Linked DNA regions of Homo sapiens: region 2 is linked to region 1. A link is a contact called in ENCODE POLR2A ChIA-PET data. All regions are on one chromosome and are shown on one strand. The core of a region is the stretch at or near the end of the contact, and the rest is flanking DNA. Distances in the headings are between cores, read along the strand shown. Region 1 has its middle 6.2 kb from the start of PTBP3. Region 2 has its middle 8.8 kb from the start of RGS3.

Region 1 (7,437 bases), core at 3,473-5,972:
TATTTTAAACTGACTGCTTGACAAAATTTTTAAAGTTGGATAATACCAGTTGAGGATATGAGCTAACGCTTGTAGTGGTAGTGAAAACTGGTAAAAAGCACTTTGAACTAAAAATACAAAAATTAGCCGGGTGTGGTGGCAGGCACCTGTAATCCCAGCTACTGGGGAGGCTGAGGCAGGAGAATCACTTGAACCCGGGAGGCAGAGGCTGCAGTGAGCTGAGATCACACCATTGCACTCCAGCCTGGGTGACGAGAGCGAAACTCAGTCTCAAAAAAAAAAAAATTGTTCAGAGTGTATCTGAATAACCACTGTCCAGATTCCCCTAATGTTAACATTTTGCGTGCAAGTAACTTTTTTACTTTCTGTCCTCAAAATGAGCCTCAAGATACTCTAGGCTCATCCTGCATTTTCCCCGATCCAGCCCTGGAACCAACAACTTCTCTGAGGAGTCTTGGTTCCTTTTTTATCAGCCAATGGTGTCTAGAAACTAAGATATGGGCAATGCTGGGCATGGTGGTGCACACCTGTAGTCCCAGCTACTCAGGAGACTGAAGTGGGAGAATTACTTGAGCATGGGAGTTTGAGTTCAGTCTGGGCAACATAGTGAGACTGCCCACCCCCGCCCCCACAAAAAAAGTTACTGTGATGTCATTGTTTGGTCCTTGATCCTCTCAATAGGTAGAACTTGTAAACAAAAGTATATATATCAGCCCATGCCTACACGTTTATTTTTAATCTCTCTTTCTTCTTCTTCTTCTTCTTCTTTGTTTTTCTTTCTTGAGACGGAGTCTCGCTCTGTCGCCCAGGCAGGAGTGCAATGGTGCAATCTCGGCTCACTGCAACCTCTGCCTCCTGGGTTCAAGTGATTCTTCTGCCTCTGCCTCCTGAGTAGCTGAGATTACAGGTGTGTGCCACCATGCTCGACTACTTTTTGTATATTTAGCAGAGATGGGTTTCACCATGTTGGCCAGGCTGGTCTCGAACTCCTGACCTCAAGTGATCCGCCCACTTCGGCCTCCCAAAGTGTTGGGATTACAGGCGTGAGCCACTGTGTCCAGTCTAACCTCTTATATTATATGTTATAGAGTATATTCAGGCTTCTGTGAAGACGACTGTATTAGTCAGTGTTCTCTAGAGAGACAGAACCAATGGGATACACACACACGCAGAGACATATGAGAGGAGACTTATGGAGGCCAAGTTCCATGATAGGCCATCGGCAAGCTGGAGAACCCAAGAAGCCAGTAATGCGGCTCTGTCTAAGTCCAAATCCAAAGGCCTGAGAAACTAGAAGGCTGCTGGTGCAAGTCCTGGAGTCCAAAGGCTGGAGAACTTGGAGTTCTTATGTCTAAGGGCAGGAAAAGAACAGTGTCCCAGCTCCAGAAGAGAGAAAACTTGCCTTTCCTCTGCCTTTTTTTTCTATCCAGGCCCTCAGCCAATTGGATGATGCCTGCCCACATTGGGTGAGGGCAGATCTTCCTCATTCAGTCCACTGATGCAAATGCCAATCTCTTCCAGAAACACCCTCACAGCACACCCAGAAATAATGCCTTACCAGCTATCTTGTTGTCTCTTAAAGCAGGCAAGTTGACACCTAAAATTAGCCATCACAGGGACCTAGTCATTCTAAAGGAATTCAGGGAAAACAAACCAAACCAAATGTGGATATTTAGCAGAACTATGTAAAGAATTTTGTGAAGTTTCTGAGAGAAAGCACACCTTACTTGATGGCTATCTACTTATTGGAGTCACTTCACAGTCACTTCCCACTTCACCATCCCCACCAAGTAATTGAAAGATGAAACAAGAATATAAACCATTGATATCTAGACCTACAAGTGACTTAAAAACAAAAACAAAAAAAATCAATAACGCACAGAAAAGCTGAGATGAGATTTGTGAGCCCTCAACTCACACTATTCTTTAGTAAGCTGCAGATCAAAGTAGTACTGCCATCATTCAAAACAAAAACAAAAACAACAACAACACACACACACACACCCAACGAAAAACAAAAACACTTTTCTTGCCGGATACAAACAAGGGAATAAAATTCTACCAGAGGCCAGGCATGGTGGCTCATGCCTGTAATCCCAGCACTTCAAGAGGCCGAGGCAGGCGGATCACTGGAAGTCAGGAGTTCGAGACTAGCCTGGCCAACATGGTGAAACACCATCTCTACTAAAAATACAAAAATTAGCCAGGCATGGTGGTGTGCACCTGTAATCCCAGCTACTCGGGAGGCTGAGGCAGGAGAATCACTTGAACCCAGGAGGTGGAGGTTGCAGTGGGCCGAGCTCACACCACTGCACTCTAGTCTGGGCGACTTGAGACAGACCCTGACTCAACAAACAAAACAAAACAAATTCTAGCAGAGATCTTGCCAAAAACAAAAACAAAAACAAAAAACCCCACAAGAAATCCAAACCAAAACAAAAACACCCAAATGAAGTAGAAGAATATAATATGTAAAAACATGAAAATTACACTTTTAAAGAGGAACAAAAACGGATAAGAAGAAAACATTAGACAAAATACTTCTTTATCCTCTTTGGATAATTAAATATGGAGTCCATGAAACAAGAGATTTTATTTTATTTTATTTATTTTTTTTTTTTGAGACAGAGTTTCGCTCTTGTTGCCCAAGCGGGAGTGCAATGGCGCGATCTCGGCTCACCGCAACCTCCGCCTCCCGGGTTCAAACAATTCTGCCTCAGCCTCCTGAGTAGCTGAGATTACAGGCGTGCACCACTACGCCCGGCTAATTTTGTGCTTTTAGTAGAGACGGGGTTTCTCCATGTTGAGGCTGGTCTCAAACTCCTGACCTCAGGTGATCCACCCGCCTCAGCCTCCCAAAGTGCTGGGATTACAGGCGTGAGCCACTGCACCCGGCCCTAAACAAGAGATTTTAAAACATAGATAAGACAATAACATGACATTTTAAAAAAGCTGGCAGAACAAATGAAAGAGAAGAGGAGAAAACAAAATTATTATGTTATTTAAAAACACGTTAAAATAGCAGGGAATCAAACTAATACTGCAGAAATCTGAACTATGATTGGAGAGAATAGACTTGAGAAAATCATATAAAATATTAAGAAAAAACAAACACAAGACATTAAAGAAAAATATGTAATAGAATGAAGATCTAATAAATAACGAATTGGTAATGCTGAGGAAGAATATAGGGCAAGTTTACCAGAAATACAAATTTAGTATTAATACAATAAACAGTTTCAGAAACAAAAGGAAGATTGTCTTTGCAAGGCACAAGCTGTTTCACATGTTCAATTAATAAAATATTGGCTGCCTATTATGTAGTAGGCATTGTTCTGGTTGCTAAGAACACACCAGCAAAAATTAGCCAGGTGTGGTGGTGGAACATGCCTACAGTTTCCGCTACTCAGGAGGCTTAGGTGGGAGGATCACCTGAGCCTGGAAGGTTGAGGCTGCAGTGAGCCACGATTGCACCACTACACTCCAGCCTGGGTGACAGAGCGATACCCTGTCTCAAGAAAATAAATAAATAAAAAATAAACATGTTTAAATAAATATGAATTTTTATAACATTTAGTGTCATGGTTATAATCCTGATAGAAATTTATATCATTTAAAAATTGGGCTGGGCAGGCAGGGCATGGTGTCTGACACCTGTAATCCCAGCACTTTGGGAGGCTGAGGCGGGCAGATCACCTGATAAGTTAGGAGTTGGAAACCAGCCTGGCCAACATGGCAAAATCCCATTTCTACCAAAAATACAAAAATTAGCTGGGTGTGGTGGGGTGTACCTGTAATCCCAGCTACTTGGGAGGCTGAGGCAGGAGAATCGCTTGAACCTGGGAGGTAGAGGTTGCAGTGAGCCGAGATCATTCCACTGCACAGCAACCTGGGTGACAGAGTGAGACTGTCTCAAAAGAAAAAAAAAAAAGAGTGAAAAGAAAAAAAATAAAAATGGCAAGTAAATAAAGGTAAAGAAAAAAAATAACAACAATCCAAGAGATTTACTTCTAAGTGGGGTCTGGGAGACTTCTAGGTTAAGAAATTCATCCTCAGGATAGAGAGTGGGGGACAACAGTTTTAAGGACAAAAAGAAGTCAATTTTAAAGGGCAATGATGATTCTTAGATCACTGTAGTGATTATCATTCAGATTTTCTTAGCCCCTTAGGATTCACGCCTGTATTTTTTTTTTTTTTTTTTTTTTTTGAGACAGAGTCTTGCTGTGTCAGGCAGACTGGAGTGCAGTGTCACGATCTCAGCTCACTGCAGCCTCAACTTCCTGGGCTCAGGTGATCCTCCCACCTCAGCCTCCTGAGTAGCTGGGCCTACAGGCATGAGCCACCACGCCTGGCTAATTTTTTATATTTTTAGTAGAGACGGCATTTCGCCCTTGCCTAAATCTTAAAGGATGATTTTCTGTGAATTTAAATAAAAAAGGCTGTTTCATTAAAAATTCTGGGAGACACTGGAACCTAGGTGATATAGTATGACAAAAAACAGGGAGAGGAATACTCCCCTTTTCAGAAAAGTGCTCCAGAAAGCCCAATGCAACTTTGGCATGGGCTGGCAAATTATACTATAGGACAGTGACAAGGGACAGCACCTTCAGCATAGACATGAGTCCTCTGTGCCAGGCACTGGCCATATTAAGAACTTCATGTGGAGATGATTACATCAGGGCCAGGCATGGGATGACAAAAATGGACGTGATTCATAGCTGCTGAGAAGTCAGTGAGCATGTAGGAGACACTTACATGCCGCCTCTTCAAATAGTTGGGAAGGACTTTGAAGAAAGGCTCATAATTCAACAGACTGGGCAGAGTCGGTCAGAGTCAGTGTGTGTCAGCTGTTACAACCTTATTTGACTACCAAGGTGATACAGCCTGAAAACTATAAATTATACTCACATGCCATTTTGCTTAAGCCTTTGATGTTTGTTATTGTTTAATTATTGAACAAATAACAACAAATATTAAGGGAACACTCAGCCAAGGTTTCTTTATTTTGAAATAATTGTAGATTCACAGGAAATTTAAAAAATAAGTACAAAGAGGTCCTGTGTACCCTTCAACCAGTTTCCCCCAATAGTAACATCTTAGTAACTGTATTACACTATTAAAAGCAGCACACAGACACAGTGCAATCCATAACTTCTCTTCAGATTTTGTCACTTTTTCATGCATGTGTTTATCTAAAGTTCTATGCAATTTTATCATGTGTAGATTTGTATAACCACCCCATAATCAAGACACAGAACTGTTTTATTACCACAAATATCCCCGTTCTTACTCCCTTGTAGTCACAGTTGTCTGTATCCTCTTCCATCTGCTCCCACCCTCTTCCTAATCCTTGGTAACCACTAATCTGTTCTCCATCTCTATAATTTTGTCATTTTGAGGATGTTATAGAAATGGAATCATACAGCATGTAACCTTTTGAGATTGGCTTTTTTCATTTAGTATAATTTCAGATGTTTCTGTTTTGGGAAATGCAATGTTAATTATGATGATTTTGTATTTGTCATGGGATAGAATGATATTAAAATGTCCAGCTTCCTAGATTCACCTAATAGCTGGTATTATTTCTGACTTATTTGGCATCTTTGTATTATTTTATATATTAAGAAGTCTTACCTGTAAACAGAAATAGGGTTATGTTGGTTAAATGTTAACTAACCACTGCCTACTGGAATGCCTTAAGGCAAGTGTTCAAAGGTTACATGTTGTCCAAAGATAATCGTGATGGGGGTGGTGTCTCTCATCAGAAAAAGGTGTGTCAGGGGAATTTCTTAGTCAAATCAGAACAAAAACACAAGAGAAAATGTTAGAAAAATTATAAACTAAATTATTTGTATCTGTCTTCCTTTTCAAAGCACAGAGCAATTAGCAAATAGAGAAAATGTAACTCTCTTCACTATCAAGAAGCCAGTATATAGAACCCATCAGTTTCAGGTCAAACCAGGTCATGTAGGTGATATCTGAGATATCTGATTCCAGAAACTTCTGTGGAGATGATAGAAAGCTGTGGCTCTTCCACATCATGTAGGCTATGGGAACAGTTAGGTTTCTCAAAGTGGTTCTTGAGGAGCTAAACTCTATGCTACCTACTATTTTTGAATCAAAGTGACTCACAAACCCATGGAGCTTAATCTATAAGTTCTTTGAATTGGCCAGGCACGGTGGCTCACGCCTGTAATCCCAGCACTTTGGGAGGTGGAGGCAAGCAGATCACTTGAGGCCAGGAGTTTGAGACCAGCCTGGCCAACACAGTGAAACCCCATCTCTATGAAAAATACAAAAATTGGCTAGGTGTGGTGGTGCACGCTTCTAATCCCAGCTACCAGGGAGGCTAAGGCAGGAGAATTGCTTGAACCTGGGAGGCAGAGGTTGCAGTGAGCTGAGATCGCGCTACTGCACTCCAGCCTGGGTGAGAGAGCAAGCCTCTGATTCCAAACAAACAAACAAACAAACAAAAAGTTCTTTGAATTTAGAACCAAGGGGCAGGGGAAAGAGTTAAGGCTTCACCTTTTTTGTTGTAAACTGTTTTCTGTTTTCTTATATCTAGGCTTCTGTTGTAAAGCTGGACATTGAGTATTTAGGAAATGCCAAACAGTTTTGTTAATTTCAGTCAGGTGCACTGTTTTTACATTGCAGACTTCTCGGAATTATTGTTAGTATGAACAATAAATTTCGGACACACTTTATATTTACCTTTATTTATTGAGATGGGGTCTTCCTGTATTATTTTTTAATATTGAAATTTGGAATAGCAAAGATAGGGGTCACGCTCTGCTATTTTTTAATATTAAAATTTGTTAGCTTAAAGCAAAGGGTAAGAGAGACATAACTTTAATAATTTATTTTTATTTTTATAAAAATATAGAGACAGGGTTTCACCATGTTGCCCAGGCTGGTCTCACACTGCTGAGCTCAAGCAATGCTGCCGCTTTGACCTCCCAAAGTGCTGTGATTTACAGGTGTGAGCCACCATGCCCAGCCAAATTTTTTTTTTTTTAAATAAAGAAACTGTAAATTGGTACAGCCTTTTTGGAATCATTTTCAAAAAATTTATCAAATTTGAATTATAAAGGCTATAAAGGCTTTATATAAAGGATTGTTGAATTATATAAAGGATATTAAGGCTTATGTCCTTTGTTTCTCAATTCTACTTCTAGGGATCTATTCCTCAGATGTAATAATATGTGTGCAAAGATACTCATACATTCATGATATTTTCTGCAATAGTGTTAGTTATTTTGAATACTTGGAAACAACGTAATTTCCACTGTTTTGGAAAAGGTTAAATTATGAAATGAAATTATGAGGCTGGGCATAGTGGTTCATGCCTATAATCCCAGCACTTTGGGAGGCCGAGGTGGGTGGATCACTTGAGGTCAGGAGTTCAAGAGCAGCCTGGCCAACATGGTGAAACTCTGT
Region 2 (7,437 bases), core at 1,896-4,395, 1.1 Mb before region 1:
TGTTTTAAAATGTTATGAAGGCTAAATAGAATACATCTATACCCCACAGCTAGTTTGAAATTTCTACATAGCCCAATCTGACTTATGAATATAAATGTAAAAATACTAATAAAATACAAGCAAATCAAATCCAACAGTATATTCATGATCAAGTTGGTATTTATCCTAGAGATGCAAAAATGGTTCAAATTTAGTGAACATATTAGTGCAGGGGTTGGCAAACTATGGCCTACCAACCAAATCTGGCTGGCTGCCTGTTTTTGTACAACAGGTGAGCTAAGGATGCATTTTACATTTTCAAATGGTTGGGTGAAAATTTTTAAAGTTAAAGACTTTTCTATGGCCAGAAAAATGTAAAATGTTTTTAACTAAAAAAATGAATTTGGCCAGGCACAGTGGCTCACGCCTGTAATCCCAGGACTTTGGGAGGCCAAGGCAGGCGGATCGCTTGAGGTCAGGAGTTTGAGACCAGCCTGAGCAACATGGTGAAACCCCGTCTCTACTGACTCGATCATGCATACACTGTGGGATTTGATTTGCTAATATTTTATTAGTATTTTTACATCTATAGGCATCAGTCAAATTGGTCTATGAAGAGATTTTTACCTTTGACCTTTTGTCTATAGTTTCCTGTTTCTAACCTTATTTGGTTTTTGTCTCTGTCTAGCTTCCTACCTAGCACTGACAAATCTTCATTTTTTTCCTGGGTTCTGAAATAGCCAAAATTGCATTGGCATCATCTGTTTCTTGAAGGTCTTATAGAAATTGCCTCAAAAGCTACCTGGGTTTTCTAGTAACCAAGGAAATGAAAAAGAAAAAAAAATCTGGCCCACCATTTGCTTTCAGAAAGTTCAAGCATTTGTATTTATATATGAAGCAACTAAGATGCAGAGTTGTTAACTGAATCAGGTTGCTAAACTAGTAAATAAACAGTGGGGAAATAAAAATCCAGCTCCCAGCAAGAGAACCATTATAGAATACCATCTCTCCCAGCAGTCCTCTTGCTCAAAGTGGCAAGGCTACGGTCTAGCAGGACTGAGACTTCTGTGGCTACTGACACATTAAAGTTCAATTCAACAAGTGTTTGCTAAGCACCTATGGAGCTGAGCCTTATAACTGGGCACTGGGGATACATATAGCAGTGAAAAAGATGGAGTTTATAGTCAAGTGGGAGATTGGGTAAGCATTACAATAGAGGAAACACAGCAACCTCTGGAAGCATAGAATAACATTTCACTTAATCTGGGGAGCTAGGCAAACCAAGATGATAAAGGGGGTCAAGGAAGACTGCCCAAAGAAAATCACCTGCAGTATGATTTAGCCAAGTATAGGAGAGGAAGGAAGGGTTACAGGCAGAAAGAACAAAACATGTAAAGGCCAGAAAGTGAGAGGGGGCGTTGTACGTTTGAGGAACTGAACAATGGGAAATGTGGCAGGGAACTTAGAACGTGAGGGAATCAGTAATATGCAAGAAAGTAAACAGGGGCCAAATCATACAGGGCCTCGGCCAGGCGCGGTGACTCACGCCTGTAATCCCAGCACTTTGGGAGGCTGAGGTAGGTGGATCACCTGAGTTCAGGAGTTTGAGACCAGCCTGGCCAACATGGTGAAACCCATCTCTACTAAAATACAAAATTAGCCAGTGTGGTGGCGCATGCCTGTAATCCCAGCTACTCGGGAGGCTGAGGCAGGAGAATGGCTTGAACCCGGAGGCAGAGGTTGCAGTGAGCTGAGATCATCGCATTGTACTCCAGTCTGGAAGACAAAAGCGAAACTCTGTCTCAAAAAAAAAATAAATAAATCATATAGGGCTGCATATTTTATTATAAGGAGATTGGGCTTTATTTTAAGAGCATAGAGCAGTTGTCAAATATTTTAAGCAAGATCCCAACAGCCTTTAATTCACATTTTAGAAAGATTGCTCTGGCTAGAATACGAAAAAAAAAAAAACAAATTGGTTAGGGGTGGAGGCGTTTGCATGACATGAGGGTCGGAAGCAAAAATTGCTCTTAGAAGTCTTTTCTGGTCATCCAGGTAAAAGATGACAATGACCAAACTAGGGAAGTGGCAATAGGGATGGAAAGAGATAGAATCAACAGGCCATGGTGATTGAGTAGAAGATGGAATGCAAGGAATTCTGGCTTGAGAAATTGTTTAGAAGTGCCCTTTGCAGAAATGAAGAACATGAGAGGCAGGGCTGAACTGAGGGGAGAATGGATGAGTTCAACTGTGAGCCTGCTAAGGTTGGGTGACCCATGTGCCATCCAAGTGAAGATGTCAAGTGAACAGTTGAACATAATGGTCTGAAGCTCAGCAAAAAATACTTAGGCTAGAAATATAGATTTAGGAATTCCCTGTGAGGCCATGAGCATGCATAAGACAGCCCACAGGGAATGTTTAATGTGAGAAAGCTCAGGACAGAACCAAGAGTAGTACCAACTGAAAAAACAGGCAGAGGAAGAAAGGCCTGAAAGGGGAAGGAAAAGTCAGGGGATGTATTAAGAAGGAAATAATAGTCAACAGTGTCAAATATTGTTAAGAGGTCCAGTAGGTTTAATAACTGAGAAGTGTCCATTAGATTTAGCAACAAGACAGTCCCTGTTGACCTTTCATCCCAGAATAAAATGCTGGGGGGCAACAACTTCACATGAATGAAAAGGTACCAAATTTACTCTAAAAGGAAAAACACCCTGGACTCAAAGCCAGACGATATTCTTGGGTCAGGTTTTTTTCATGTCCTAAATTTAACCAGCTGGAATGCTTTGTTAAGTGGTATTTTATTCACCCTTGAAATGAAGGATTTGCCTTTTAAAAGTGTCTCTGTAATTCATCTTCAAGGTAGAACAAGGTGGTATCTTTGGGTTAATTGTTCTCTACAGAAACAGATGCTGGTTGCTGTAAATACCACTGAGGAACTTTAATGTGCCCCAGATGTAGAAGCCTCTAGTGACCTAAATACACAAACAGGGACTAAAGAGAACCAAGTAAAAGATTCAAGATTTCAAGTGTAAGCGGAGAGATACTGCTTCAAAGTGGAAGAGACCAAACCTTCACCACCAAAGGAATGTGAACTAGTAAGTTGAGTCCAAAGATAAAAGCTAAAGACTTGATAAGAGCCAGAAAAGCAGAGTGCCTGGTCTCTGCTAGAATGACTCAGCACCCTCGCAGTTAGGCTGGAAGCCCTTTCAGCCTCTTCAAGAGCTGCTTTTCCTGGCCTGATAATGAGCAACTTGGCCTGGCATAATCCTACATTCCAGAGGCCCTCAGTTTTTCAAAATTAAAAAACAATATAGACTTCTGTTTCCAGCCAAGATGGAATAACAGGAACTGGATTTTCCCTTCACCTGAAACAACTAAAAGACTGGACAAAATATATGAAACAATGGTTTTTAAGATATTGTACATCAGGCAACGAAGGACAGTGATCCCTGAGAAACAGAAAAGAGACAAGCTGTGCCCTGTGATCAGCCCAGCTTATTCCCGGGAGAGACTTTCCAAAAGGGAGAGGGAACTCAGGCCAACTCCAAATCCCTGAACTGAGAAGTTCGGGAGGCCAAGGCAGCTAGAGTTCCAAGGCAGAGTACCAGAGAGGAGACAGTCACACAAAGAGAGGGCCCCAGAGGTCTCCAGAGAGTCCCCACTCACAACTTCAGCTAAGTGCTAATGAGCTCATGGGTTTGAGGAAAGTATCCCAAGGCTGGGGAAAGAACCACCAAAGAATTACAGGGAACAATCTTTAAAGCTCACACAGGGCCAGGAATAGTTCTTAAGCTCATCAACCAGAGTGGAAAGACCTTCTAATTCCTTAGGAGGTATTAGATAGAATACTCAGAAGGGTCTTCCCTCAGTTGTGGGGAATAATCAACCCTAGATTAAATGCTGTACTTGTCCATCTAAAAAAAAAAAAAAAAAAAAAAGTTTAAAAGCAAGACCCAAAAGGATCAAACTGTTTTTGATTTTGGTTTTTGTTTTGTTTTGTTTTGTTTTGTTTTTTTGATACTGTCTCGCTCTGTCGCCCAGGATGGAGTGCAGTAGCAAGATCTCAGCTCACTGCAACCTCCACCTCCCAGGTTCAAGTGATTCTTATGCCTCAGCCTGCTAAGTAGCTGGGACTACAGGTGTGCACCACCCCACCTGGCTAAGTTTTGTATTTTTAGTAGAGACAGGGTTTCACCATGTTGGCCAGGCTGGTCTCAAACTCCTGACCTCAAGTGATCCACCCACCTCAGCCTCCCAAAGTGCTGGGATTACAGGCATGCACCGCACCCAGCTAGGATCAAACTGTTTCTAAGTAACTTAACTGCATCCCAGAACAAGCTAAAGAATACTTGTAAGAATATAAAAATATCTAGAACCCAAAAAGGCAAAATTTGTTAAATCTGGTATCTAATAAAAAGTGAACAGGTATGGCAAAGAAGCAGAAAAAAATATGAACCATAATAAGGAGAAAATCAATAGAAACCAACCGAGAAATGACATGTTAAGTACGCCAGGTATGGTGGCTCACACCTGTAATCCTAGCACATTGAGCAGCTGAGGCAGGAGGATGGCTTGAGGCCAGGAGTCTGAGACTAGCCTGAGCAACTTAGACCCCATCTTTACAAAAACTTTTAAAATTAGCTGGGCATGGTGGCACATGACTGTGGTCCTAGCTACATGAGAGGATGGCTTGAACTCAGGAGTTCGAGGTTGCAGTGAGCTATGATCACAGCCTGGGTGACAGAGCAAGACCCTGTTTAAAAATAAAAATAAAAAAAGAGTATGTGAAGTAAAGACATGGAAGATATATATATTTATTATATTATATAATCATATAATGAGTATATTATATAATCATATAATGAGTATATTATATAATCATATAATGAGTATATTATATAATCATATAATGAGTATATTATATAATCATATAATGAGTATATTATATAATCATATAATGAGTATATTATATAATCATATAATGAGTATATTATATAATCATATAATGAGTATATTATATAATCATATAATGAGTATATTATATAATCATATAATGAGTATATTATATAATCATATAATGAGTATATTATATAATCATATAATGAGTATATTATATAATCATATAATGAGTATATTATATAATCATATAATGAGTATATTATATAATCATATAATGAGTATATTATATAATCATATAATGAGTATATTATATAATCATATAATGAGTATATTATATAATCATATAATGAGTATATTATATAATCATATAATGAGTATATTATGTAATCATATAATGAGTATATTATGTAATCATATAATGAGTATATTATGTAATCATATAATGAGTATATTATGTAATCATATAATGAGTATATTATGTAATCATATAATGAGTATATTATGTAATCATATAATGAGTATATTATGTAATCATATAATGAGTATATTATATAATCATATGAGTATATTATATAATCATATGAGTATATTATATAATCATATAATGAGTATGTAAATTTATATAAAATATATTTCTATATTATATAAATATATATAATGTATACTTATATATTATATATTATATATATTATATATTATATATAAAATATAATATATATTTATATTTATATATTATATATTATGTATAAATATATTTTATTTATATATCATATATAAATATATTTTATTTATATATTATATATAAATATATAATATATATTTATATATATAAAAAGACCCAATTGAACAACTAGAGGTGAAAAATATAATGCCTGAGATAAAAAACACAAAAGGTGGGATTAACAATGGGTTAGACATTGCACAAAAAAAGATCGGTGAACTCGAAGACACAGCAGTAGAAACCACCCAAAATTAAACACAAAGAAGACCAAAATAAATGAATAAATGGATCATCAGTGAGCTATGGAACAACTTCAAGCAGCCTAATAGACACATATTATTAACTGGAATAGATATGTATAATAACTGGAATCCCAGAAGAAAGTAGGGGACAGAAAATATATTTAAAGAAATAGTGGTTGGGCTTTTTCCAAGTTTGATGAAAACTGTAAACCCCACAAATCCAAGAAGGTCAATGAACTCTGAGCAGAAGAAACGTGAAGAAACCTAAAAGTACATCATGATCAAATTGCTTAAAACTAGTGAAAAGATAAAATCTTAAAAGCAGCCAGAAAAAAAAAAAAAACTACACATTACATACACAGGAGCAAAAATAAGAATGACATCAGACGTCTCATCAGAAACTATGTGACAGAAGACAGGGAAGCAATATCTTTAATGTATTGAAAGAAAAAAAACAGGCTGAGTGCAGTGGTTCATGCCTGTAATCCCAGCATGTTGGGAGGCCGAGGTGAAGGGATGGTTTGAGGATGGCTTGAGGCCAGCCTGTGTATATAAATAATAGCAAGACCCATCTCCACAAAAAAAATTTAAAAAGTAACCAGATATGGTGGTGCATGCCTGTAGTCCTAGCTACTCGGGAGGCTGAGGTGGGAGGATTGCTTGAGCCCAGGAATTTGAGGCTGCAGTGAGCTATGATCACACTATTGGACTCCAGCCTGGGCAACAGAGTGACCCCCTGACTCTTAAGAAAAATAAAACAAAAAGAAGAAAAAGAAAAACAGAATTCTTTACCCAGCAAAAAATATCTTCCAAAAATGAAGGTAAAATAAAGATTTTTTTCAGACTTACAAAAGCTGACTGAATTCATCATCTGCAAACATGCGCTACAAGAAATGTTAGTCTTTCAAGTTGTGGGAAAATGGTACCATATGGAAGTCTGGATCTACACAAAGGAATAAAGAGAACACTGGAAATGCTAACCACATGGGTATATATGAAATAGCTTTTCTTATTATTTAAATCTGTTTAAAAGAACAGTATAACTAGGATAGGAACCATTGACTTAAAAAAAAAAAACACCCAGAGCTCCCTGCATCCTGTAATAAATTGCATATGTTGCCTTCTGATTAGATAATTGCAAGAAGCAAACTCAAGGGAAGCTATTAGCAAGTTAGCAATTGCAATCATGTGGGAATATGGATGCTACTTATGGAAGAAAATAATATAGATATGTGTAGTCTAAAATGCAACAACCACAGTTGAGATCAGCTGGATTGCACTCAGGTTTGAATATAAGGCTTATGTAGAGTAAAGTCTGTTTCTGGATCCATGTACTGTGATGGTGAAGTGCCCTTCCAGTGGACATAGCAGACCATACTGTAAAGAAACAGGGGCAAAGGTCATGGCATCCAGGGATCCCAAACCTTCTCCAGGGAAATCTGATTGGAAACTAGAGGACATATCTAAGTTAGTTGTTCTGGAGCTGGAACTTAGAGAAGTGGCATGTATTGCCTTTGCTTCCAGATTCTTTCCAATCACTGAAGGCCTGCCCCCACCTTTTTTTTTTTTTTCTTTTTTTTTGAGACGGAGTCTTGC

Evidence for each region. ChIA-PET counts read pairs that join two places held with the same protein, here RNA polymerase II (POLR2A).
Region 2: POLR2A ChIA-PET joins it to region 1 with 16 read pairs in PC-9. The contact joins two enhancer-like sites. POLR2A ChIA-PET finds 5 or more read pairs at or near these places in 2 of 52 experiments (PC-9 and WTC11).

Annotation. Positions count from the first base shown.
Region 1 is chr9:112,336,061-112,343,497 of GRCh38, reverse strand. It overlaps a transcript of PTBP3 not described here. Among named protein-coding and RNA genes, the nearest start is that of PTBP3, 6.2 kb to the right of the region's middle. RefSeq lists a cis regulatory region at 5,706-5,719 and enhancers at 5,640-5,784, 5,463-5,962. Within about 2 kb of position 4,722, at least 2 of the 41 ENCODE cell types and tissues checked have a DNase peak (open chromatin) inside an H3K27ac peak, as active enhancers do.
Region 2 is chr9:113,451,164-113,458,600 of GRCh38, reverse strand. It overlaps a transcript of RGS3 not described here. Among named protein-coding and RNA genes, the nearest start is that of RGS3, 8.8 kb to the left of the region's middle. Within about 2 kb of position 3,145, at least 22 of the 41 ENCODE cell types and tissues checked have a DNase peak (open chromatin) inside an H3K27ac peak, as active enhancers do.